2 separate regions of the Homo sapiens genome follow, and region 1 is linked to region 2. Evidence: read pairs that join two places in POLR2A ChIA-PET (ENCODE). Cell type or tissue: HepG2. All regions are shown on one strand. Links, peaks and the distances in the headings refer to the core of each region. The heading gives the core; the rest is flanking DNA. Region 1 overlaps ACACB (acetyl-CoA carboxylase beta). Region 2 overlaps UNG (uracil DNA glycosylase).

Evidence for each region. ChIA-PET counts read pairs that join two places held together with the same protein. Peaks named below come from ENCODE experiments on the same cell type or tissue, not always from the same donor. Only the 100,000 strongest peaks of a DNase experiment are listed, where the experiment ranks them.
Region 1: POLR2A ChIA-PET joins it to region 2 with 6 read pairs; 2 of 35 experiments call an interaction of 5 or more read pairs at or near these places.

Annotation. Positions count from the first base shown.
Region 1 is chr12:109,196,906-109,199,715 of GRCh38, reverse strand. It overlaps ACACB (acetyl-CoA carboxylase beta), which reads right to left. Exons shown (of 53, transcript NM_001093.4): 17 at 2,563-2,708; 18 at 164-314. Among named protein-coding and RNA genes, the nearest start is that of ACACB, 82 kb to the right of the region's middle. In HepG2, for the core only: no CTCF peak of the experiment used is centred there; DNase peaks (open chromatin) are centred at 1,105, 1,465 and 2,115.
Region 2 is chr12:109,109,969-109,112,778 of GRCh38, reverse strand. It overlaps UNG (uracil DNA glycosylase), which reads right to left. Exons shown (of 7, transcript NM_080911.3): 7 at 1,787-2,810. The coding sequence ends at 2,810. It also overlaps a transcript of ACACB not described here. Among named protein-coding and RNA genes, the nearest start is that of ACACB, 5.2 kb to the left of the region's middle. RefSeq lists an enhancer at 1,400-1,950. In HepG2, for the core only: a CTCF peak has its summit at 703 (motif pointing left); DNase peaks (open chromatin) are centred at 718 and 1,688; H3K4me3 peaks cover 1,234 bases.

The DNA of each region.
Region 1 (2,810 bases), core at 114-2,613, 87 kb before region 2:
GAATACTTCAGGGGATTTGGCTGAAATCCACAGACTGATTCCCTTAGAAATTTGCAGACAGTGGTCAAGGGGAGAGGTAGGCCTGTTTGTTCAGACATGGGACAAAGCCAGAAGAGTGGGAGTTTGAGGGTTCAGGATTCCCCACGGCCGGCTCTGCAGTCACCTCCATCTCAGCGTAGCTGCTCCCAGCCTCAACGTGGCCCCCATCCTCCACTGTGTACTGTGTCAGCTTCCCAGCCGAGGGGGATCTCAGGACTGTAGGATCGTTCTCCTTCTCAAACACACACGTCTTATTGCCGATGGTAATTCGGTAACTGGGAGAGAGGAGGAGTCGGGTAGGGAGACTGATGAGGACTACCAACTCAGCAAGCCCTAGTCCGGCTTTCAATACCATTTCCCCTTCCTAAAGGGGGAGTGTACCCTCTACATTCCCAAAGGGTGGCAGTTGATAGTTATCTCAGAGACACTGAGAGTGAGGTGGGTGAACAAAAAGGCTGTGATGCTTTCTTATTTTATTTTTTTTTTTGAGACGGAGTCTCGCTCTGTTGCCCAGGCTGGAGTGCAGTGGCGCGATCTCGGCTCACTGCAAGCTCCGCCTCCCGGGTTCACGCCATTCTCCTGCCTCAGCCTCCCGCATAGCTGGGACTACAGGCGCCCACCACCACATCCAGCTAATTTTTTTTTGTATTTTTAGTAAAGATGGGGTTTCACCATGTTAGCCAGGATGGTCTCGATCTCCTGACCTCATGATCCGCCCGCCTCAGCCTCCCAAAGTGCTGGGATTACAGACGTGAGCCACTGTGCCTGGCCAAGGCTGTGATGCTTTCTTTGGGAGGCCGAGGTGGGAGGATGGCTTGAGGCCAGGAGTTCAAGACAAGCTTGGGCAACACAGTGAGACCCTGCCTCTACAAAAAATAAAAAAAAAAAAATAGCTGGGCGTGGTAGCATATGCCAGTAGTCCCAGCTACTCAGGAGGCTGAGGCAGGAGAATCCTTTGAGCCCAGGAGTTTGAGGCTATTGTGAGCTATAATTACTCTGTCACCCAGGCTGGAGTGCAGTGGCACAATCATGGTTCACTGAAGCCTTGACCTCCCTGGGGTCAGGTGATCCTCCCATCACAACCCCCTAAATTGCTGGGACTACAGGCACACGCCACCACACTTGGCTAATCATTGTATTTTATAGAGATGGGGTTTTGCCATGTTGCCCAGACTGGTCTCAAACTTCTGGACTCAAGCGATCAGGGTCTCACTCTTGCCCAGGCTGGGCAACAGAGTAAGAACCAGTCTTTAAAATAAAATAAAATAATAAAAAGGATGTGACCCTTTTTTGGCTGAAAGCTGGTTCCTTTTACTGACATACTTCCAACAGGGCCTGACACAGAAAAATCAATCAGTGGATATGATTCAACAAATATTTACTGATTCAAAGTCTTAACCTTTGAACTGGGGAGAGTAGAACCTATAGTAATCCTGAACATTCTTGGCAGATAGAACGTGGGTTAAAAAAGAGATAACAGGCAGGGTGCAGTGGCTCATGACTGCAATCCCAGCACTTTGGGAGGCCAAGGCTGGCCAACTGCTTGAGTCCAGAAGTTCAAGACCAGCCTGAGCAACATGGCAAAACCCCGTCTCTACAAAAAATACAAAAATTAGCCAGGCGTGGTGGCACATGCCCGTAGTCCCAGCAACTTGGGGGACTGAGGTGGGGGGATCATCTCGGAGCCCAGGGAAGTTGAGGCTGCAGTGAGTCATGATGGTGCCACTGCACTCCTGCCTGGGTGACAGAGCGAGACCCTCTCTCAAAAAGAAAAAAAAGGAGATAACAAAATATTACTCTGGCATAAACCTAGTCTTCCTTCTTCCAAAACATTGAGGATTGAGAAGAGAGTCTCCACTCTCTAACTGGAGCTTTTCAGACATCCCCTCCCCTTTCATCACCTTGGCTGGGGTCTGTTTCATTGCGTGATCTCGGGGTGATCAGACACACTGGAGGCGGGGCATCTTTGGGGCCTATCTCACTATCTCACAAGCCCCTGTGCTAAGAGCTTCCAGGGCATCTTGTGTGTTACCCGTCAGGTACACGACACCCTTTCCTGCCACTATCTGTTTGTTCAGTGTGTCATCTTCCCGAATGGGCTGGAAGCTCCACGAGTCACACCCAGAATGCTATCCCAACACCCAGCACAGCGCCTGGTACGGAGGAGCTTAGTAGGTCACTGCCGCACTAACTGGGTGGATGCCAGAGCCCAGATGCACAGGCAGCAGGCACCTGGTCACACACCTCGCAGGCCACAGAGCTGGGAGTCATGTCCCGTTCAGCTCTGAATCCCCACCAACCAGGTTACTAGAAAAGGGCCTCCTAGGATCCTCCCCTAAATATCTGCCAGTTGCACAGAATTCCAACCAAGAGATTAACTTCTCTGCACACCCCCAGAATTTACCAGAAAGGCACCTTCTCTAAGACCCTTGGACCTGCACACAGGCCAGTGCTGTGTTTTCCATGCCTAGGACAGAGAGCTGTGCATGCCCAGCCCACAGTGGGACTCGCACCCCCACGCACCTGTCAACCTCTTCCTTCATGTAGGTGGTGTAGCTGTTCCCATTGTAGGAGAGCAGGAGCCCCCCATCATTCAGCCGGTGGGCATCAATCTCGATGTGGCAGCCATTCATGATGAGAACGAACATGGTCAGAGACTGCCGGGCCACCTGTGGGGACAAGCCCCTTGTCACCGCCTGGGTTCAGGATGTGCTCCCAGAGCACTGCTGGGCCCCGCTAACAACAAACAAGAGCTGGTTGTCCACCACAGA
Region 2 (2,810 bases), core at 297-2,796:
CAGACTTGACACATGAAAAAAGCAACTACCACATAGCTAAGAGTTCATCAAAATGAGTTGCCTGGTTGGTTTTTTTTTTTTTTTTTTTTTGAGACGGAGTTTTGCTCTTATGCTCTTGTTGCCCAGTCTGGAGTGCAATGGTGCGATCGCCCGGGTTCAAGTGATTCTCCTGCCTCAGCCTCCCAAGTAGCTGGGATTACAGGCATGTGCCACCACGCCTGGCTAATTTTGTATTTTTAGTGGAGACAGGGTTTCTCCATGCTGGTCAGGCTGGTCTTGAACTCCCGACCTCAGGTGATCCACCCACCTCGGCCACCCAAAGTGCTGGGATTACAGGCGTGAGCCCCCACACCTGGCTGAGTTGCCTAGTTTCTAAAGAATCAGTAATTAAATTTTTGGAGGGTCATGGACCCAGAAGCTGCTCTGTGTACTGTTTAAAGTGTCACCACATGACTAAAGTTCAATATATACACATATATATTGAATATATATACATATATACATACATATATATTGAATATACATACATATATATTGAACTTATATACATATATATTCAATATACGTATATTGAACTTTTGTATATATTATATAGAAATGTATGTATATATATTTAAAATATACATTTTATATTTTAAAATATAAAATAATTGTGTTTTGAATTATTCCTGGAAACTTGGAGCTCACTGCTCCCCCTACCGGCAGTGCTGCACCGGGAGAGAGAGAAGTGTGAAAAGCTAACTGGTGTAAGCACAATTATCCCTTCACTTCTTCCTTGGCTAAGGGAGTCCACTGTTGTTTAGAGGAAGATCCCAAAGTTACCAGAGGGCAAATCGACCATGCATCCTCCTCCCGTGAAAGCCAGCTTGCTGACCACAAAATGTAGAATGATAAACCCTTCCCTACATAGATAAGGAAAGGAAGCAGTATTTTCAAGCAAACTCTGGTCTCCCTCCCTGCCCTTTTAAGAAATGCATTTGCTAGTCTCGAGGTTCTGGCTGGATGCATTCTTTCTTGCCCATTTAGTTAAAAGTTTCTCTACTAAAAGTACAAAAATTAGCCGGGCGTGGTAGTGCATGCTCGTAATCCCAGCTACTTGGGAGGCTGAGGTGGGAGGATTGCTTGACCCCTGGAGGCAGAGGTTGCAGTGAGCCGAGATCGCGCCACTGTACTTCAGCCTGAGCGACAGAGTGAGACTCGCTCAAAAAAAAAAAAAGAAAAAGAAAGAAAGAAAAAAAAACACAATTGTGGCTTCTTTCTTCGGACACTGGGGGATCCCACAGATCATCCTGACAGCCCCCACTACCTGAGCCTGGGCTGCGGGCCAGTGCGTCATCAGGGAGTCTTCCTGGAGCCCTGGCCTCACTTCCGAGTTCCAGATGTCTCGGAGTCTAGAAACACTGGCTGAGCGGGGGATGCAGGCGGCTCCCCTCCAACGTCACAGGGCTTGGCAGAACGTAGCCACGACGGGCACGCCATGTTCCCCGAAGAAATGCCTTCCTCAGGCCGTTAGTTACCCCTCTGGGGTCTCAGCTGGCAGCCGGTGCTCCACGGTGCTCGGAGTTGGGGCGCTGCTCCAGGCCGGGGGTTGGGCCCAGCGCTCACCGCAGCCAGGGGAGGGTTGGGCCGTTCCACTGAGCGGCAGGGCGGGGAGGAGGGGCAAGGGCGGCCCCTCCTGCAGACGGTGGTTGCTATGGGAACCCTGGGAGGCGCCAAGGGAAAGGGCAGCCCAAGGACGTCCATGGATGCCCTGGCCTGGACGCACAAAGGACACTTGCACAAAACAAACTTTTAACAAACTTTTATTAACAAACCTCGCGTAGAGCCAACTCTAACCCGACTAACAGCAAAAACAGCATTGCTAACAAGATCAAGGATGGAGGTGCAGACCCAATAAAGACCGTCTCTTAAAAAAAGGACTGGGAAAAATATATATATATATATCTGCATGAGTACTTCTTAAAAAACTAAAACTTTCCAGTGTTGCAGGAAAAAATATCCCAAAGTGATTTCAGTCGGTTAAAAAAAACAGTACTTGGCAGTCTGTGCTGCCTTAAAAACCCCAACTGGACATAACCCTAGGAGAAAATCACCCCACCCCATAAAGACAAAATTCCCTTTTCTCCTCTTCCTTGTTCAAATTCCACTGCTTATTCCACCAACACCCAAGGAATAACAAGACCCAGCTTACTTCTCTCGGTCTCTTATCTGATAAAGCTCACAGCAATCTTAACCTCTACTACAATCAGGAAATTGAGCCCTAATTTCTGGGCCAGATTCTGGAAAGTTGCAAAACATCCTTATGCTGCGAGGGGCCTGAGGACTCCTTCAAAGATCAAGGGGGCAGTGGAACTGGCAGAGACTGGCATGCCTGCCCTGCAAGGCTGAGACAAGGGGACCTTTCTAAGCAAAAACACCCCAACATCTGTCACTGAAAGTCTAACCAGGCAAAACCAAGGAGCAGCAGGCGCCAAACTAGGGCTGTGCCTGAAAGGTGCACATCTCCCCTGTTTCACCATAAAGGCAAGGGAGATAAAGAGAGCCAACTGAGTATTTGACCTCATCTGTCTTCTGCATATTTTAGGCCGAAGCCATGTTGCAGAGAAAGACATTTGGTCAAAGGGTAGCCTTTGTTGTTTGTGGTTGGATACAGCTGCCATTCCTGGACAGCCTGGTTCATGGCTGCTTTCTGGAAGCTTTTCCCCCTTATGCAGAGTACTTAAGAATTAATAGGAAAATTTTCAGTGGAACTTCGTAACTGGCAAATACGTTAACAGCAGCTTCTCAAAGGCCACCCCTCAGCTGATGAT